3 separate regions of the Homo sapiens genome follow, and regions 2 and 3 are each linked to region 1. Evidence: chromatin contacts called from ENCODE Hi-C or POLR2A ChIA-PET data. All regions are on one chromosome and are shown on one strand. Each heading gives the region's core, a stretch centred on a gene start or an enhancer-like site at or near the end of the contact. The rest is flanking DNA. Distances are from core to core; before and after follow the strand shown. Region 1 overlaps ATM (ATM serine/threonine kinase). Region 2 has its middle 28 kb from the start of EXPH5. Region 3 overlaps DDX10 (DEAD-box helicase 10).

Evidence for each region. Hi-C counts contacts between places; a loop is a spot of excess contacts on that map. ChIA-PET counts read pairs that join two places held with the same protein, here RNA polymerase II (POLR2A). Pooled maps may share reads with other maps.
Region 2: a loop to region 1 is called in a pooled map, with 15 times the contacts of the local background. The contact joins two enhancer-like sites. A Hi-C loop is called at or near these places in 6 of 37 single-sample maps with no recorded cell type and 11 of 50 pooled maps. POLR2A ChIA-PET finds 5 or more read pairs at or near these places in 2 of 52 experiments (GM12878 and activated naive CD4-positive, alpha-beta T cell).
Region 3: a pooled map shows a loop between it and region 1 (8-fold over the local background). The contact joins two enhancer-like sites. A Hi-C loop is called at or near these places in 1 of 168 maps with a recorded cell type or tissue (HepG2) and 8 of 50 pooled maps. POLR2A ChIA-PET finds 5 or more read pairs at or near these places in 1 of 52 experiments (activated T-cell).

What each region holds. Positions count from the first base shown.
Region 1 is chr11:108,240,309-108,243,423 of GRCh38, reverse strand. All of the region lies in intron 5 of ATM (ATM serine/threonine kinase), which reads right to left. Among named protein-coding and RNA genes, the nearest start is that of ATM, 19 kb to the right of the region's middle. Within about 2 kb of position 1,588, at least 3 of the 41 ENCODE cell types and tissues checked have a DNase peak (open chromatin) inside an H3K27ac peak, as active enhancers do.
Region 2 is chr11:108,620,097-108,623,562 of GRCh38, reverse strand. No RefSeq gene overlaps it. Among named protein-coding and RNA genes, the nearest start is that of EXPH5, 28 kb to the right of the region's middle. RefSeq lists an enhancer at 1,517-1,596. Within about 2 kb of position 1,667, at least 5 of the 41 ENCODE cell types and tissues checked have a DNase peak (open chromatin) inside an H3K27ac peak, as active enhancers do.
Region 3 is chr11:108,731,925-108,735,084 of GRCh38, reverse strand. The region is part of intron 13 of DDX10 (DEAD-box helicase 10); the gene reads right to left. The region is part of intron 2 of LOC124902750 (a long non-coding RNA gene); the gene reads left to right. Among named protein-coding and RNA genes, the nearest start is that of DDX10, 68 kb to the right of the region's middle. RefSeq lists an enhancer at 1,194-1,313. Within about 2 kb of position 1,549, at least 7 of the 41 ENCODE cell types and tissues checked have a DNase peak (open chromatin) inside an H3K27ac peak, as active enhancers do.

The DNA of each region.
Region 1 (3,115 bases), core at 339-2,838:
TCAGGCTGGTCTCAAACTCCTGGCCTCAAGTGATCTACCCACCTTGGTCTCCCAAAGTGCTGGGATTATGGGCATGAGCCACTGGGCCTGGCCTCCACAGTTTTTTAAAATAATAATACTGTTTGATTAATAATATGCAAAAAATGTGTTGAGACCTATGAAGGGTATGAAATTTTACTCTGCTTGGTTTGTTTCTTATTTATTTGAGGTAGAGTCTTACTCTGTCACCCAAACTGGTGTGTGGTGGTAAGATCACGGCTCACTGTAGCTTCAATCTCAGCAGACTCAGGTAATCCTCCCACCTTAGCCTCCCAAGTAGCTGGGTCTAGAGGCCCACACCACCACACCCAACTGATTGGTATTTTAGGTAGAGACAGGATTTCACCATGTTGCCCAGGCTGGTCTTGAACTCCTGGGCTCAAGTGATCCACCTGCTTTGGCCTCCCAAAGTGCTAGGATTACACGCATAAGCCACTGTGCCTGGCTGAGATTTTATCTACTTGTAACCTAACAAATTAGCATGACAGTTTCCTGGGTGCTAGCAGGAAACCTGAGATTCCTGATAAGAGAAAAAGGACAGTTTATTTCTCCCAGTAATGATGGTAGCCAGACTACCTTCATTTTTGCATCAGTTCCCCAGTACCAAAGGCAAGGTGAAATGGGACACTTGACACTGCGAAAACAGTGGACTGAGTTATAACAGAGAAACCTCAAGCTTTTTATAATCAATAGGCTACAAGTAAATCTGTCCTGTTTTAGAGGAAGCCATCATCTGACCTTAGATGATCCACCTGCCTCAGCCTCCGAAAGTGCTGAGATGACAGGTGTAAGCCACTGTGCCCAGTCCCCAAATAACATTATTCACAATGTTATACTTGTGTATATTGGGACTTTATATATAGACAATCATGTCATCTACAAAGGGGAGTGTTATTTCTTCCTTTCCAATCTGTATGCCTTTTATTTTTCTTGTCTAACTACCCTGGCTAGAACCTCCAACATAATGTTGAAAAGGAGTGGTGAGAGTGCACATCCTTATCTTGTTCCCAATTTGTCTTATGAAAGGCTTTAAATTATGGATTCAATTTATTCTCCTAATAGTTATGGGACTAGTCAAATTATCTATTTTATATTGGATGACTTTTGATAATGTATGGTTTTGAGGAACTGGCCCATTTAAATTAATAGATGTTCATAGTGTTTCCTTATTATCCTTTGAATATCTATAGGATCTGCAATTAGATCTCATTTCATTTCTAATATCAGTAACTTTGGTCCTCTTTTTTTTGTTTTTTGTTTTTTTAAGAGACGGAAGTCTCACTACACTGCCCAGGCTAGATTTGGACTCCTGGGCTCAAGTGATCCTCCCACTTCAGCCTATCAAGCCATAAAAAGACATCGAGGAGCTGAGAACGGTGGTTCACACCTGTAATCCCAACACTTTGGGAGGCTGAGTTCAAGCTGCTGGCATAAGCAACATAATAAGACCTTATCTCTACTAAAAATGAAAAATTAGCAGGGTGTGATGGCTTGTGTCTGTGGTCACAGCTACTTGGAAGGGGGTGGGAGGATCATTTGAGCTCAGGAGGTCGAAGCTGCAGAGCCATGATCTCACCACCACACTCCAGCCTGGGTGACAGAGTGAGGCCCTATCTCAAAAAAAAAAAAAAAAAAAAAAAAAGAAAGAAAGAAAGACAGAAAGAAAGAAAGAGAAAGACATGGAGGAACCTTAAATGCATATTACTAAATGAAAGAAGGCAATCTGAAAATGATACATACTGTTATGATTCCAACCACAGTCACATACTACATAACAACATTCTATTCAATGACAAATGGCAATATGAAAAGGTGGTACCGTAAGATTGTATCAGAACTGAAAAATTCCTATTTAAATACTTAGTGATGTCATAGCACAAGAAATTACTCACAAGCATTTGTGGTGATACTTGTGTAAAAAAAACCCACTGCACTGCCAGTCATATAAAAGTATAATACATACAATCATGTATAGTACATAAACCTTGATAATGATAATAAATGACTAAGTTACTGGTAAAATGTTAGGTTTATGTACTTACTCTACTATGCTTTTTATCACCATTTTATACTATATTCCTCCTTCTTCTTCTTAAAAAACAAAACAAAACAAAACAGTAAAACAGTCTCAGGTAGGTCCTTTAGGAGGTATTTCAGAATAAAGCACCATTATCATAGGAGATGAAAGCTCTGTGCATGTCCCTGAAGATCTCCCAGGGGGACAAGATGCAGGGACAGAAGACAGTGATACTGATGATCCTGACCTTATGTAGGCCTAAGCTCATGTGTGTGTTTGTGTCTTTGTTTTCAACAAAAAAGTTTAAAGGAAAAAATAGAGTAATAATAATTTCATTTAAAAAGCTTATAGAACAAAAGAAAAAACATCTATAAGTATATAAGGAAAAAATATTTTTGTACAGCTGTACAATGCATTTGTATTTTAAGCTAAGTGTTATTACAAAAGAGTCAAAAAGTTTAAACATTTTTAAAGTTTATAAAGTAAAAAAGTTATAGTAGCTAATGTTACTTTAGTATTGAAGAAAGAAAAACATAAATTTTTAAATTTGGTACAGAATAAGAGTTTACAAATTCTACAGTAGTATATAGTATCCCAGGCCTTTACATTACCACACATTTACATACCCAGAGCAACTTCCAGTCCTGCAAGCTCCATTCATGGTTAAGTGCCCTAGACAGGTGTACCATGTTTTATCCTTTATACTATACTTTTACTGTACCTCCTCTATGTTTATATATGTTTAGAGACACAAATACTTGCCATTGTGTTACAGCTGCCTACAGTATTCAGTATAGTAACATGCTGCACAGGTTTGTAGTGCAGGAGCAGTAATACCATATAGCTTAGGTGCGTAGTGTTATACCATCTAAGTTTGTATAAATACACCCTATGACGTTCACGCAACAAAGAAATTGCCTAATGATGTATTTCTCAGAACATATCCACATTGTTAAGAGACGCACAACTGTATATGACATGCTGGAAAAGGCTAAACCATGGAGATAGCAAAAAGATCCATGGTTCCCACAGTTTACAAGAAGGAAGAGATGAAAAGGT
Region 2 (3,466 bases), core at 418-2,917, 380 kb before region 1:
ATCCTTCCCTTTTTGTTCAAATTGTTTCTGCCTAAAGTAAATCCTTCTTTAGCTCTTTTAGCAAGGAATGTGAGTGGTAAATCTTCTCTGTTTTGTATTAAAATATTTTTATTTTGCCTTATTTTATTTTGACAATTGAATGATAATTTAGTTGGGGATAGAATTCTAAGTTGACAGTTTTGCAACTTTTATTCCATTGACTCTGAATTTGATAATTTCTGTTGAAAAGTCTATTGTCATTTTAACTAATGTTCTCTTTTAGTTTAAGTTTTAAAAATCTTTGGGTGTCTTAATATTTTCTTTTCATTTGAGGTGTTCCATCATTAGTTATCCTGAAGATTCATGTCTTTCATTAATTTAAGAAAATTCTCAGACATTATCATTTGAAATACTGCCTCTCCCACTCTTCATTCTCTCCTTTGGAAATTCCTATTAGATAGGCACTGGACATTTTTCTTCTTTCTTCCATATCTCTTAAACTATCTTTCATATTTTCCATTTCTCAAGCTTTTGAGAGTCACATTTGTATATATTTCCTTAGATCTAAATTTCAGGTCATGAATTGTCTATTTAAGAATTAGTGTAGCTGTATTTTTTTATTTTAATTTTTAGAAATTTTATTTTTTAAAAGTAGGACTTTGATCTTATTTTCCTGTAATTCCTATTCTTTCTTATCTCTTGTTTTAAACATACTTATTTTATAGTGCTATAAGCTGAAGTGCTTGGGAGGGAGTATATAACTGCTGTTTATTGAATCTGATAACTTTCACACATGGTGGATTATTTCCTCCTGTATTTTGTCATTTCACTGGGGATCATTTTTTCTTTGTAGCCTTGGGTTTGGAAGTACCCTGTAAAGTAGCTTATTTGTTTGTTTATTTATTTATTTATATGGTTTGTCTGTGTCCCCACCACAATCTCATCTTGAATTGCAATCCCCATTATCCCCACATGTCGTGGGAGGGACCCAGTGGGAAGTGATTGGATCATGGAGGCAGTTTCCCCCTTGCTGTTCTCATGATAGTGAGTTCTCACAAGATCTGATGGTTTTGGGAGTGCCCGGCATTTCCCCTGCTAGCACTTCTCCCTCTTGCTGCCCTGTGAAGAAGATTCATTCCTTCCCCTTTGCCTTCAGTCATGATTGTAAGTTTCCTGAGGCCTCCCAGGCAATGCAGAACTGGAAGTCAATTAAACCTCTTTCCTTTATAAATTACCTGGTCTTGGGCAGTTCTTTATAGCAGCGTGAAAACAGAGTAATACATTTATTTTTTAATTTTTTACTTATTTATTGAGACAGAGTCTTACTCTGTCACTCAGGCTGGAGTGCAGTGGTGCAATCTCGGCTCACTGCAACCTCCACCTCCCAGGTTCAAGAGATTCTCATGCCTCAGCCTCCTGAGTATCTGGGACTACAGACACGCACCACCATGCCTGGCTAATTTTTTTTTTATTTTAGTGCAGACAGGGTTTTGCCATGTTGGCCAGGTTGGTCTCTAACTCTTGGCTTCAAGCAATACACCCGCCTTAGCCTCCCAAAGTGCTGGGATTACAGGCATGAGCCACCATGCCCAGCTATTTGTTTATTTAATTTTTGCTTCTGGCATACTGTCAAGTTGAGGTTTACATTAACTTTGTGACTCGGGGAGTTTCTGGACAATACAGGAAATTCCACATCTGTCCATGGAGTACCTGGGGTTTTAATTTCTTGAAAGAGCTTATGTTGTTTTCTGCCCAAAAACCTAGGCATTGACATGTTTCCTTTGAGTCTCCCTGAGACTATGGGGAGAGTTCTTCTAGTCATTCTTTCACACAGGCACATCGCTCTCAGTGTCCCTGCATAGGCTTAAGACCTATGGTCTTAAATAGCATTGTTAATTTCTAAGTGTAAAATTGCAGAGTCAGTCTGTGTGCTTACCACAAGGCTTTCACATCTTTTTTCCATTTCTGGTATGGGGAGTTTCCTTTCTCTATGTAGTTACATATAATTATATTGTACCTCTAAATAGCTACATTGCATCCAGCATTTTGAGGTTTACGAGAGAAGATTCTGTGTTATCTTAGTCCTCTTTGTTGTTAGAACTACATGTTTAGCATTGAATTTTTAATTTCTTGGCAAGCATCTGTGGTTGCTTTTATGTCTTGATTTTAAAATGACAGTTAACTGTGTTCAAAGTAGTACTGATGTTTCATTCTTTTACCAAAATCAAACTTATTTCATTGAAGTGAAAATTCAAAATTAAAGGCAATTTCATAGAAAAAAACTTTAGTTTTATAGAAAAGTTAATCCATTGAGACTTCCATTTGCTTGTATGAAAATGATATGATACAGTGGAGTCATGAACTACTTTGATTGTTATAAACCAATGAGAAAAAAACACAAGAAGCAAATGTAATATATGAATGATGGTTTCAATCCAAGTGGAGGCATGAAGTGAGAGAAAGTTTTACAAGTAGTCAGATAGAGATAACTGGTAGAAGAATTGAGTCATCACACAGCAAATACTATAAAAGGCATATTGTCATAAATGAGTAGATAGGTTACATAAATTTCACTTCTGTACACAGAAGTTCAACAGTTCATGACTACTATGTATAGTAGTAAGTATGCAGTTAAAAAAATTCTGAAAACAGTGTGTTTTATTCATTAGCGTTGCATCGGGAGGATACAGTATTAAAATGAATATTTCATTAAAGTAACCAATGGCTGATTTTTTTAAAAACCTAGTTCATTGTTTTCTTTCAGCAACACTATACCCTCTGTTTCATGACATACATATTGGTAAATAGATTTTTAGGTTATTTAGTTTTCTTTTTTTAATTTTTAAGTTTAAAAAAATTATTGCCCATATAGTTTAATAAAGCTACATGAATCAGAAGTTTGTACCTAATTTTTTGTTTGTACATATTAAGTAACATTTAAATTAAAACAATTCAAGTCATCATTAAAGATCCAAGTAAGAAACAGTGGTATGTAAGTGTTAAAAGGAAACTTGAGACAAGTCAAATTTGATGGAGTTTAGTTGAGCAAAAAAAAAAAAAAAGGAAACAATTTGTGAATAGGGTAGCCTTCAGAATTACAGCAGAGTCAGAGAGACTCCTGGGGTATATCGTGGTCAGAACAAATTTATAGATTAAAAAAAGTAAAGTGACGTACAGGGATCGGAAATGAGGTACGGAAACAGTGAGATTGGTTACAGCTCAGTGTTTGCCATATTTGAACGCAGTTTGAACACTCAGCAGTCTATGAGTGGTTGAAGTATGGCTGCTGGGATTGACCAACACTCAGCTATTGTTACAGGTGCATACTCCTAAGTTTAGTTTTCAGTTTTGTCTGCCTATTAAGCTAGGTTATGGTTCTCCACAAGGACTCAAATATAGAAGTACAGAGTCCTTCTCAGGCCATATTTAGTTCACTTCAACATAAGATAAGACTCTAGGGTGGGAGATAGAGTCCATGCACTGCAGC
Region 3 (3,160 bases), core at 300-2,799, 490 kb before region 1:
TCAAAACAAAAATTTGCTTGGACAATTTAAAAGTGTTGAAAAGAAATGTGAAAGTTGAATCCAGTGCCATCACAAAGACAGTCCTCCCATTAACAAGTTCAGGTACAGATACACACACTGCTTAGAGACTTAAAAAGTGGTCTTATGAACAGCATTTCTGGAAACTAATCTGCCATATTAGCAGTGTTGTACAATTATATTTGTTAGAGCCATATAAACAAGCACTTGTTTATGAATTTGAAAACTCCTTATTTCTAATCATATAACAAGTTCAAAGGGCAATTCACATGACCTTCAAGAACAGCCTGTCCTATTTCACATTTCTTTCATTACCTGTGTAACTACCTTAAAATAAAGATAAATACGGCCTGTAAAAGTAGCTGTTTAAACTTCAACCACAAAAGTAGATTTAAAAATTCAGTAGTTAGCAGATGTTATAAATATTGAATATTGTATAAAAGAAGGAGATAAAGGAAAACGACTCAATATTTGATATAATGATTCAGCATGTTACAGAATAAACATCATGCCAAAACCAGCTTTAAGCTTTCCACTGAAAATTTACATCCTCAGGAAGTCATCTGCATACCAAACTCAAATAGGAAAAAAAATACATAAAGCAACTCAATATATGCATCTAAGCTTCATGTTACACAATAACAACTCCTTTTGAATTGGAACAAAGCTTAGATTACAAAAAAAGAATTAAGCACAGGATGCCAAAAAACAGAAAAGACACCTATAAGACAAATGAGCATATATACCAAACTATTTCAGCTGGCAACATCTGAGATCATGCTACCATTGTTTCACTTCATGGTAGCAAAAATTCGGAGTACAGTAGTCTTGACTTTAGAGTTCTTCCTTCTGTTTAAGTCAACTGAACATTACATAAGGCCCCTGAACACAAATCACCAGGTATGGAAGAGATAAAAATTAAGAGACATGTGGCTACATTATGAAATGTCAAGAAAAAGAAAAAAATACTAGCAAAATAGACCATTGGAATCCAGAGGTCAGTGGGTTGAAGAAGTAAGGGATGGCTTCAAAGAAGAGACAAGATAAGCACTGCATCTTGAAAGATGTGAAATGCTGGAGTGGGAAGAAAATAATCCAGGAAGGAATCCTTCACTGTTTAAGTGGAAACTGGGAAGAATGGTCTCGCAGGACAATAGGATAGGGGCTAGCTTACAAAACCCAACTGCAAGGGTGAACTTAAGGGTAGCATGGAAGGTAAACCACTTGAAAAAAAATACTAATTTGACCAAGGTTCACAGGAAGATGACTCAGAAGAACAACGAGAACCAATTATGAAGCTTATCCCCCCGAGCCAAGAATGAGGTAATAAGAATCTGGGGGCAGAATGGCAGTGTAAGTGGGAAGTGAAAATGGAACACTAAAAGCCACCACTAAATGTAGAAATGACGGGAATCAAAGCAAGCACAATCATACCGAGGCAAGTCAGAGGGGCCTAAGTACAGACTCCAGTGCTAGCGCTTCACTAACTATGCAACATTAGGCAAGGAAGTAAGTGAACCTGTCAAAGCCTGTGTCTGAACTTGTAACATGACAACAACACTACACAAGGCTGTGGTAAGAATTTAAATAAGTGAGATATGATAGTCAAAGTGCATGGTAAGTTATAAAAAAATTGATAGATGTTAATCATTTTCCAGTACTTATTTTACAAATACTTAGTCCAAGTTCCTAAAAGTCACTAAGTACCTAACACAGTCCCTGGCATCCGTTAGGTAACTGCTGCTGAAAGGAGGGAAAAAGAGAGAAAGAGAAAAAGTGAAGAGACAAGAGGCAGAAACATCCTAGCTCCCACATAGGAGAATCTTGATTTGGAACTTGGAATCTTTTTATAAGAGTATACTTATAAGCTTCAAAGTTAGCTAATCTGTGTTTTAACACCAACAGTGAGTTCTTACAGTACTAAAAAAAGAAAAAGCTACTAAAAAAAAAAAAAAAAGTAGGACTAAATCAATGTAAACAGGATCTGGAATCAACTCTAAGGTACAATGAATAATCTATGGGTATCATTCAAATCTTAATTAAAACTGACCTATGTTTACTTTTAAGAAAGCTTTAAAAGGACATTTGTTGAGCTAAAATGGAATCTACCCAGTCTCATTTCTAAAAAGGTTTAAACTGAAAAAGAAAAGAAAGCATATGCTTAGAGATTTCATTCTCACATTTAAGGAAATAAGTGTTCCAAAAATAAATTTTAATTTAATCATTTTAATTGTATGTTCATGCTCTTATCTAACACTGTCTCCCTGGAGGTCAACTTTCTGAACACCCAACAAGACAATTAGCCAAAACAAGGTTCTTCCCTATGGTGGGAGGTCAACCAGCCATCTCTTACTGCCTTTGTGCCTGATCACTACACCTGCGCTCTCTCCTGCACATGTCTTATTGCTTCATCACTCGTGGCACTTCTCCACTGCTAAGAAAATCTTGTTGTCCTTCACTGCATCGATCTCGTCAAACAGAAAAGGATTGTGACAAGGCAGCATTCCAGAAGGCCTTGCTTGCACCTGGCACTCAGTACCTCTCGTCTCCATTTACGCCGAAGTCTAAAGGCAAACATTCATTTTATACTCCAAGTGTGCGCACACAATGAGTAGCCCAAAATTATTTACAATACTGTCAATTACACTGACATTACCCAATTACAGAAAGCAAACTACACACAAATAATGGTAGGCACGACAGCAGAGAAAGAAAATGTGACTTAGCATCACAAATAGGTTTAACTGCTAACTTCACCACTGTGACCTTGGACAAGTCACTTAAAAGCCTTCCTTTCCTCCTCCGAAATTTTAATAGCTACCTTTCTTGTCATAAGGAAAAATGAGAACTTATGCAGAAAGTGTTCAGTATATGGTAAAATGCCAAATAATTATGGTCTTAATTATAATGATATGATTATTAGACATATTCCATAAAATCTACAATCCAATGGGTTCCTACTGGCTCCAAGTTTCAATTTGGTTCTTGTACAAATCTTCTTTTTCCAGAGAGACAAGAAAGGGAAAAAAAGATAATCAAGATAAAGAGGATAAGTTATAAGTAACAAAGCCAGTTCCCTTCTGTGTCTGGTATGGTGTCTACAAAGACAATTCTAAAACATGAGCAACAAAAATTTCAACAA